Regions from separate parts of the Mus musculus genome. Here region 1 is linked to region 2. Evidence: chromatin contacts called from ENCODE POLR2A ChIA-PET data. All regions are on one chromosome and are shown on one strand. Each heading gives the region's core, a stretch centred on a gene start or an enhancer-like site at or near the end of the contact. The rest is flanking DNA. Distances are from core to core; before and after follow the strand shown.

Evidence for each region. ChIA-PET counts read pairs that join two places held with the same protein, here RNA polymerase II (POLR2A).
Region 1: POLR2A ChIA-PET joins it to region 2 with 10 read pairs in Patski. The contact joins the enhancer-like site here to the promoter of Phf1 in region 2. POLR2A ChIA-PET finds 5 or more read pairs at or near these places in 2 of 5 experiments (Patski and embryonic stem cell).

The regions. Positions count from the first base shown.
Region 1 is chr17:27,037,983-27,043,118 of GRCm38, forward strand. No RefSeq gene overlaps it. Among named protein-coding and RNA genes, the nearest start is that of Ggnbp1, 11 kb to the left of the region's middle. Within about 2 kb of position 2,419, at least 1 of the 3 ENCODE cell types and tissues checked has a DNase peak (open chromatin) inside an H3K27ac peak, as active enhancers do.
Region 2 is chr17:26,929,799-26,934,388 of GRCm38, forward strand. Phf1 (PHD finger protein 1) reads left to right here and starts at 3,329. Exons shown (of 15, transcript NM_009343.3): 1 at 3,329-3,736; 2 at 4,396-4,570. The coding sequence starts at 4,412. It overlaps Kifc5b (kinesin family member C5B), which reads left to right. Exons shown (of 11, transcript NM_053173.2): 11 at 2,306-2,781. The coding sequence ends at 2,350.

The DNA of each region.
Region 1 (5,136 bases), core at 1,169-3,668, 110 kb after region 2:
GATTGATTGATTGTCTTCGGAGGCAGCTCTGGTCCCCATCTCCCTCTCTGCCAGGCTCTGCTTCTGAGTTCTGGGATTACAGGTGAGTGCCACGGTGCCTGGGTTGGCCAGTGACTGGGTTGGCAGTGACTGATCATAGTGATGGTAGCCACTGTTGGCCGGTGCCCGGTGAGGAGCCATCACCTTGGAGTGGTGGAACGTACGCTGCAGAACTCACTATAGACCAGCCTAGCTCACTGAAGAAGGCATAACAGGCTCCCCATCTTCCCTACCCACCCCCCTGCCATCGTTGTGGGGGGGTGCAGGGGGTGGTTGGAGACAATTAGGGACACTTTGGGGTTGGGGGAGAGCAGGAGCTCTCTCCGAGGCTTCCTGGTCCTGGCCCGTGGAGGCCTTGACTCAGAGTCTAGAGCAGGAGGCTGGTGGAGGGGCCGGCTGTCCTGAGTCAGCCAGGCCTTGTGACCTGGTGACTCACCTGTGCCCAGTTTGCTCTGCTAATCACTTCCTTCAAGTCGGGGTGCTGCTGGGAAGGGCGGGGCCTAGGCAGGCAGGCAGAGGCAGTGTTTTTTGGGATGTGTAGATTCTCCACCCCCACCCCACCCCCGGGGGGCCGAAGGCTTGGTTCCGTCTGCGGTTGGCCCATTCCTCTCTTCCATGTCTGTGGGCTAGCCTCACAGCTCAATCTACTTCAGGATTCCTGTGAACCACAGAGACCGAGGGGGAAGGAATATGGGTGCTGTTGCTGTCTGGGGGCAGGGAGAGAGGGAGAGGGGTGTGTGTGTGTGTGTGTTGTGTGTGTGTGTCAATGCAGGCACGAGGCCTCTCCCCAGCCCGGGGCGGGGGGTGGGGGCGGGGGCATCCAGGGCTGGCTTCTGCGGGAGGCCTGGCTTGGCAGACAAGGTGATGATGTCACACATTCTAAACAAGGAGCTTCAGTGGAAGGAGGGGTCCCCAGCAGTGAGTGGAAGCCCACAGACACCTCTGGGTCTGATCTGGAGACTGGAGCGTCTCCACCTCTGTTATGAGAGCCAGGAAGCCTTTAGGCATCACCGGCGCAGGCTCCTGTGGTGGATGAGAAGAGAATCCATCAGATCTGAACTCCCAACTGCCAGGCTCAGCCCACCAGGCAGGGAGGAACCTCCAGTTTGCTCACTTGAACCGACGTGGGGGGTTGGGGGGGAGAGTGGCCACGGTCAGGTCCGCAGCACGGGGCTGTTAGGGACAGGGTGCTGGGTCCATCAAACTAGGGTTTGCCTATCTGCGGGGATCCAGGTGTCTGCCTGTGCTTGTCTCAGACGGGGCAGCAGGGCAGGCTACACGTGTCTCAGGTTGTGCTGTGGAGGTGGAAGGTAATTAAAGCAGCTCCAGGTCCACGCCGAGGGATGATCTGGAACTCAGGGCAGGCCTCAGGTTGGGGGGTGCTTGGGAGCCAGGGCCCTGGCAGGAATGCGGGACCTCCAGGTGAGCTGCTGCCCCAGGCTCTGCCAGCCTAGGCTGGGGAGTGAGCAGCCACCTGCAGCAGAATCCTCTCCAGCTGGAGAGGAGGAGGAATTGAGGATGGGGAGTGGGGTGGGGGGACAGGACAACAGGACAGGACACATCAGGCTGGAAGCCACTCCCGCTGTAACAACTCACATGACCTCAGACTAGCCTTCCACACCCCCACCCCCCCACCCCCGTTGTAGGAGGCGTGAAATGGGAAAACCACAGACTCCTCATGTAGGCTGGTGAAAAGCCAAAAAAAAAAAAAATCCAAAACAAAACAAAACAAAAAAAAAAACCATCCTGCACGCTCACAGAGCACCCTTAAAAGAAGAGAGCTTGCCTCCTATGCACATGGCCCTGGGTTGGGGGCCCCAAGCCCAAGTGATGCAGGGACACCCTGGGAGGTGGAAGCAGGAGGGTCAGAAGTTCAAGGTCACTCTTGGATACCAAGTGAGTTGAGGCCTGCCCGGGCTCCCTGAGATCCTGACTCCAAAATGAACAAGTATTTCAAAATGAAGAACACAACAAAACAAAAAGAGAATGGCAGTAAGTTCCAGAAGGAACTCGGAACCAGTCCGTTCATAATCACCACCGTCCCCGCTCTGTTTAAGCACTGAGCTATGGAGCAAGACCCAGCGCAAGGGCTTCCCCCTTTGGCTGGACATGGGGCAGCACACCTGTAAACCCAGGAGTTGGAGGCCAGCCTGGGCTACCTGCTCTGCTAGACCCTGTCTCTGCCCCTGCTCCAAACGGATGAGAGGATGAGTTAGGTTTGGTTTCCCTCTGAAGGTGTGGACTCTGAGGGGTGCCCCTGGGCTGTACTCCGTGAAGCGATCCTAGTGCCTTAGGTGGCGCCCCTCCCCCTGCAGAACGCACAGCACCACAAAGCCTGGCTGTGAGGTACCGGGAAGGTTGCACGCGGGAAGGGCACCCACAGCTGGAGAGCGAGCGGCGGGAGGGTGCAGGCCACACAGCAGCTAGGGAGACGCCTGTGCGCCAGAGCAGCCGAGTCTACCCAACCGTGCAAGTTTCTGCTCAGAGCTTCCGGTGCCCAAGGCACAGATGAACACAAGCCTGTTAATAGATTGCAGGAGCTCCCGTCTGTGAATGAAGTTCCCAGGCAAGAGTCCTGAGCCACAGGGGTGGGGGAGGGGTTGTCCAGGAGGAGGCAGCAGGAACTGAGACTGGGAAGGTGGGGAGCAAGGCCTATCCATGGGGCCGAAAGCGATGGTCTCTGTTCCCCAGAGTCACTTTCCCCTTCCTTGGATCTGATGGCATTGATCTGCCTCTGCCTCCCAAATGCTGGGGCAATGAGGATCTCCAAGCCAGCCGCTTTCCTGACCAAGTGTGTATCTTAGGCATCCTCATTCAGTTCCTTCAGGGGATGGTTAGACCCTTGTGTGGCCACCTTAAGAGTCTGGACAGGGCCCTTCCTTACTCCAGAGTCCTCAAACTACCCGTGGAACTGGCCGGCCCAGCCCAGGATCCTCTGCTCCCGTGAGGTCAGGGTAACACAGGTCCTGAATGTGTTCCCCTGTTCTTGCTGTACATGAAGTCCTGGGCTCCCTGGCAGGCTCCAGGGCTGTCAGGATCCACAGCAATTGCCCGGGGGGGGGGGGGGGGCCGGGGCGGGGGGGGGGCTGTTTCCATGGCACCAGGCAGGCTTGGTGGGTGGTCCTAGGGGGCATTCTGGGATAGGAGTGTATGGGGAGAGTGAATCTGTCGGGTTAACCACTTGGCTAACCTCCTCACAACTGCATCCAGATTTTACAGCACTGCCTAAGCCAACCTAGGTGACTCAGCTGGCATGTTCCCGGGCGGAAGGAGCTATAGAGGGGTGTACGACATCAGGGAGACTGGCAGGGCGAGATGCACAATGCACAAGGCAGCAGGGTAGCCAGGTGCAGTCTAATCCCAGTGGTAAGGAGGTAGGGGGAGGGGGAGGGTTGAGAGTTCAAGGTCATTCTCTGGGAAGAGTCTGAGGACAGGGCTGGGTTGAATGAGTCTCAGAGCTCCCTACTGTGTCAAGGAGTTGAAGTACTCACCCTGAGCTCTGGGAGGCCAGCTGCCTGTGTAGATCAGCTGTGGGACAACACCGGGCGGTCGGTCACTTCACTTGCCCTAGACATCCGGTTTCCTGTCCCTCACAGGTTACTAGAGACCTCCACGCAAGCCAGAGCAGAGAAGGGGCTAACACACACAGGCTTTGTTGTAACAGGAGACTACTGTTGTTTGAACCTACAATCCCCTGTTCAGAGCCCTGGCCCCATTGTCCCTCTCACCAGAGTACTCCCAAGGCTGGCAAGGCCCCTGCCTCTTCCTGTGTCTTCAACCCTATCTCCGGTGGTTATACTTGCCTGGTGCTCAGCATACTGTGCTGTTATATGACTACACTTAGCCCACTCCTGCCCCTACCCCAGGGCCTTTGCACCTGCTGTTCACACTTCTCCCTTGGAGGTTCTGCCTCTAGGGATCTGTGTGACTCCCAGAGATCTCTGAAGTTTCTGCTCTGCCGCCTCCCTCCCTCATTTCTGCTCTCCCTCATTGGGAAAGGAACTCAGGATTTTACACATGCTTGATAAATGATCTGCCTGATATACCACCTTGAGGTGGAGGTATTTTTCAGGGTTGTTTGTTTGTTTGTTTCGAGACAGGGATTCTCTGTGTATCTCTGGCTGTCCTGGAACTCACTCTGTAGACCAGGCTGGCCTCAAACTCAGAAATCTGCCTGCCTCTGCCTCCCAAGTGCTGGGATTACAGGCATGCGCCACCACACCCGGCTCAGTTTTATTTTTATTTTATTATTTTTTTCCTTTTAAAAACTGCTCTACATAAAAGCAAGCCCTTGTGCCTCTCCACATTACATTAGAGGCAGAGTCACACTGTGGAGCCCTGGCTGGCCCATAACTCACTTTGTAGCCCAGGCTAGCCTCGGAGTTGCAGTGATCCTCTGCCTCCCACCCTGCTGTCTGTTATTTTTGGTTTTTGTGTTCTGCCCTGCCTGGCTGTATTTAATCACTGTCATCTCCTAACTGATGGCATACTGTCTGTCTCTGTTGGAACCCCAGTTTCCTGGGAGCATATGTTGCCTGTTTTGACTGCTGTGGTTCCTGAACCTCGAACCAGCCTAGCTGACACAGACAACATGTCTGTATGTCTGTCTGTCTCTCCTCCTCTTCCTTCTCCTCCTCTTTGAGACAGGGTCTTTCTGTAACTCTGGCTGGCCTGGAACTTGCTTTGTAGATGAGGCTGGCCTCAAACACACAGCTATCTGCCTACCTCTGCCTCTTCCTCCAGACAAGGTGGTCTTAGAACTTAGTCCGACTGGATAGATGGATGGATGGATGGATGGATGGATGGTGGGTGAGCACATGAGCGGAGGGCAGTTGGCAGATGGATGGGCGGAAGGAGAGACAAAAATCATGAATGGAAGAAGGAAGTGAAACCATAAGAGGGAAGGAAGCCAGAAAGGGTTCATGGCCCAGGACACAAAGTCATACCCTTCCCAGGCCTTTCTACCCTGATTTCCCAGGTCCCTCACTGGACTCTGCCCTGCTCACTCGGCCCTGGCTGTGGCAGCTCCAGCTGGGCAGGGCACCAGGCCTGAACAAAGTAGCTCTTCCTCTCAGATGTGGGATACACACAGCTCCC
Region 2 (4,590 bases), core at 2,079-4,578:
AGGCTCATTGGTTCTCAGTAGTGAGTTTATGAAATAGTAATGCTACATCCATTATTTTGTTAGAGGGCTTTAGAATGGTGATTTCTAATCAGTATTCATTACTACTGACTTTTTTACAAAGAAGCCCTTACCAAGTAAAAGCATTCCTCAGATGCTGTTGTGGGTCAGTCTGTGAACACGTGAAGCAGAGGTCTGAATCAGAGTTAGAATAGCTGTAGCCTGTTAAGCGTTAAAGGTATGGACTAACTGACGCTGACATGGGAATGTGCTGTGCTGAGGTGGACATGCATGAGGTGAAGGGAAACATGCATGCAGACATGCTGTATAGGAAAAGGTGCATGCAGCTCTTTTTTGGATAAGTATTTTGTGTGCTTGTATATGTGTGCACTATGTGTGCCTGGTGCCTAAGGAAGCCAGAAGAGGAGGCTGCATTCCCTGGTACTGGAGTCATAGACAGCGCTGAGCTGCTGTGTGGTTCCAAGGACCTTTGAAATTCAGCCTGTGCTCTTAATCTCAGGACCTTTTTCCAGCTGCAAAATTTATTTATTTCTTTATTTATTAATATTTAGCTGTGTGTGGTGGCACATGCCCTTAATCCCAACACCTAACTAAGATGCAGAGACAGATAGATTTCTGAGTTTGTGGCTACCTTGATTTACAGAGTAAGTTCCAGGACAGCCAGGGCTACACAGAGAAATCCTGTTTCAAAAAGAAAAAAGAAAAAAAGAAAAAGGAAATAAAAGTTGTATTTCATGTGACTGTTTTGCCTGCGGAGGATGTTTGTACATTTGTACTTGGTATCTGAGGAGGTCAGAAGAGGGCATTGGATTTCCTGGAACTGGAGTGGGTTGTTGTGAGCCACCATGTAGGTGCTAACAACTGAACCCAGGTCCTCTGCTAGTGCTTTTAAATACTGAGTTGTCTCTCCAGCCTCAAGATGCTGAATCCTCTATAGGTTTTCATTATTGAGTTCCTATCCTGAGTGACTCCATATGTGCCCATAAGCTTTTATTAGGAAGGCATGCATTATAGGTGTGTACATACTTGACACCCATCCGTCTTTGATCATCACAGTGCTACATCTTTGGTCAGTATGAGGACCTTCAAGTTAGCTCCTGTCTCATTTCTTTGGGCTGGGCAAGCTCTCTACCACTAAATAAAAATCCCACCACTCATGTATCCTTTGATCTGTACCTAGTAGTCTATGTCTCCAATTTTCTTCTGTGGTGATTTTTTTTTTCCTCAGGAGCCCTAGTTTTCCTTCTTTCTTTCTTTTTAATATTTATTTATTTATTATATGTAAGTACACTGTAGCTGTCTTCAGACACACCAGAAGAGGGAGTCAGATCTCATTACAAATGGTTGTGAGCCACCATGTGGTTGCTGGGATTTGAACTCAGGACCTTCGGAAGAGCAGTTGAGTGCTCTTACTTGTTGAGCCATCTCACCAGCCCCTCTTTCTTTTTTTTAAAGATTTATTTATTTCCTGTATGTAAGTGTACTGTCACTGACACACCAGAAGAGGGCATCAGATCTCATTACAAATGGTTGTGAACCACCATGTGGTTGCTGGGAATTGAACTTGGGACCTCTGGAAGAGCAGTCAGTGCTCTTAACTGCTGAGCCATCTCTCCAGCCCCAGGAGCTCTAGTTTTCAAAGGAGTTTAATGTCTTGACAGGAGTGCTTTGGTGTGTCTAGTCCAGGGTGTTGCTGAAAATGGAGACCTCTCTGCTACTGTAGTTTTTGTGTAGGTGTCTCAGTTAGCTTTCTAATAATGTGATAAAACTCCATGATCAAAAACAAGGTGAAATAGAAAGAACTAGTCCATGTCCAGGGATGTCAGATCAGTAACTTCTTTAGGCCATAATGGAGTGCTGTTTACTGCTCGCTCCTCTTGGCTTCCTCAGCCGGTTTTCTTACCTCATTGGGGAACCACCTTTTCAGGGGTGGCACTGGCCCACACTAGGGTTGGGTCCTCCAACATCAATCATTGATTAAGAAAAGGCTTGCTCACAGGCCAATCTGATGGGATATTTTCTCAATTGAGGTCCCCTCTTCTCAAATGAGGAGTAGCCGGTGTCATGTTGACATAAAAACTAGCCAGCACTATAAAGCTTCGTCTTTTCAGTCCGGTCTCTTCCAGGCTTAGTGGACATAGCATCACCATCCCTCCAGGGGGCAGGCTGGACCTGCTTCCATAACAGAGACTTCAGAGATTCAGATGTGGGCCCAGCACGGGGCAGAGTGGGAAGGCTTCTCATCTGTAACCCTTGACCTTGTGTGACCCTGTTTATCTGTCCACAGGTGAACCAGTGTGTCATTGGTACTGCTCAGGCTAATAAGAAGTGAAGTCGGATCCAGAGCCCTTGCAAGCCAGTGCGCATGCGTCTCTGTTTTAGTGTGTATTTATTCGGTGGGGGTGGGTGGGAGTTGAGACATGATATTACTGGGTATTTATTATGTAATAAAGAATAATCTTTTGTATGTTAATCCTTTTCTTAATCTTAGATTTTAAAAAATTGTGTGCAGTTGTTTTGCCTGAGTGTATATGCATGCACCATGTGCATGTCTCCTGCTCCAGTGAGTTCAGAACAGGGCTTCAGGTCCTTCAAGAACTGGGATTATGGAATACATGTGGGTCCTCTGCAAAATCAGTCAGTGCTCTTAACCGCCCAGCCATCTTCCCAGCCCGGCCCTTGTTACAGCTCTAAACGGTTTTATTAACTTAACGGTTTTAGCTGCCAAAGGAAGGTATTGTAAATAAATACTGTAAGCACGTAGAAATGTCCATTGTGATGTGTTTGCAGAGTGAGGCTATGGGCTTTCACTTGGTGGGGCACACTTTGCCGTCCTGATGCCTCTTCTCTACCCTTCGGCACTGGGCCCTCTTAACAATTTCTTAGGACTGCCAGGCCCCAGCCCCAGCCCAGAACAGGAATGCTCTTGTCTGGTGTGACTGCCAGTGCACTCCACAATCTCTTTCTTTCCCTGCCCACCGGTTCGAACCATGGTTCCGTGCCGCCTAGTGCCTATTGGCTGGTGTGGGCACGTCACTAACTCAGTACTAGTTCCAAATAGCCCCTTGTCCTTTCCCTCCCAGGAGGAGCAAACCTACACCAGTGCTCTCGCGGCCGGAGGAGTGGCCGTGTGCCCAGGTGCGGCGCACAGGCGGGGTTACGCGTGCGCAGAAGGGCGGGGCGACAGGCAGCGTGAATGGGGAGGGCGGTGCCGCGTGCGGAGGCGGAGCTTGGAGTGGCCACGGGGGCGGGGCAGCTAACGGATGTGGCATGGGGCGGGGCCCGGCCCTGACCTGCAGGCTAGCTGCCAAGAAGGTTATTTCCTGCTGACCCAGAGCAAGCCTCCCATCCGAAAAAGGGGCTGCAGGGATTTCCTCGACCTCCGCGACCGGCCGCGCCCCCAACAGCGCAGCGCCCTCCGGGCCCGCTGGAGGTGAGGGAGGTGCTGCCTGCCCGTCCCTCTGTCGTCTCCTCCCCCTGGTGCTCCCCACCCTCCACTCTCCTCCCTCCTTCTGTCGACTCCTCCTGCCGCTGCTGCTGCTTTGGCTGCTGCGTCATACGCCCCAGAGCCGCCAGGACGGAGGGGCTGGGCCCGGGGACCCCCTGGCCTCCGCCTGCACGCCCCCCGGCGCTCACACTCAGTCTTCCCGCACCGGAGACTCATCCAGGTCTCTTGAGTCTGACCCTACCTGGCTTCCAGCTGCCCCGGCTGTCACCGGTAAGGAGGAGGCGGGAGGCCTGGAGAGGGGGGCAGGGAGCTGGGGGTCGGTGAGGAAGAAGGGTTGGAGAGCCTCCTGGTCTCAGCTTAGGGTCTGTGCTGGGGCGACTCAAGTCCCTCCTTGGACTGACAGTGTAGGGGAGTAGAGACTTGGACAGGGACACGCCCCCCTCTTGGGGCACTCAGGGAAGTTATCTAATCCCGGGTCAGAGAGCCCCAAATTTGAGGGTGACCTAACATCACCTGGCACCAGGGTGGTGGTTCTAAATAAGACACACAGGCCTGGGGAGGCAGCTGTTTCTACTCGGGAAACGTCTTCAGAAAAGCTCCCAAAACATCTCTGGGCAACAGATTGCCCCATTTAGGATCCCTGTAAACAGCTGGGCAAGGTGAAGCTAAGCGGTAACCTTGATTCCGCAAAGATCATTTCACCTGAGTCCCTAGGAGCTGGGAAACTACAAAACGAGGCAGGGGAGATGGAAAAGAGTAGAGTCGAGAAGCTGACCAGAGCCACCCACCTTTATAGGGCTCAGGATTAGAAGACTGGGGCGTTGGAGCTGCTCCACCAGGAACAGGGTTTCTTTATCCATAAGAGAAAACAACGAGCTCAGGGAAACTTTCTCAGCACCCATAACTCTAACCATCCTATCTTGGAATAGGCCCCCCCAGGATGCAATGGCGCAGCTCCCCCGGCTGAGCCGTTTGGGTGCCCCCTCTCTCTGGGATCCAGCTTCCCCTGCTCCCACCTCAGGCCCCAGACCTCGGCTTTGGGAAGGCCAAGATGTGCTGGCCAGATGGACTGATGGGCTGCTGTACTTGGGTACCATCAAAAAGGTAAGACCCACCTCTGATCT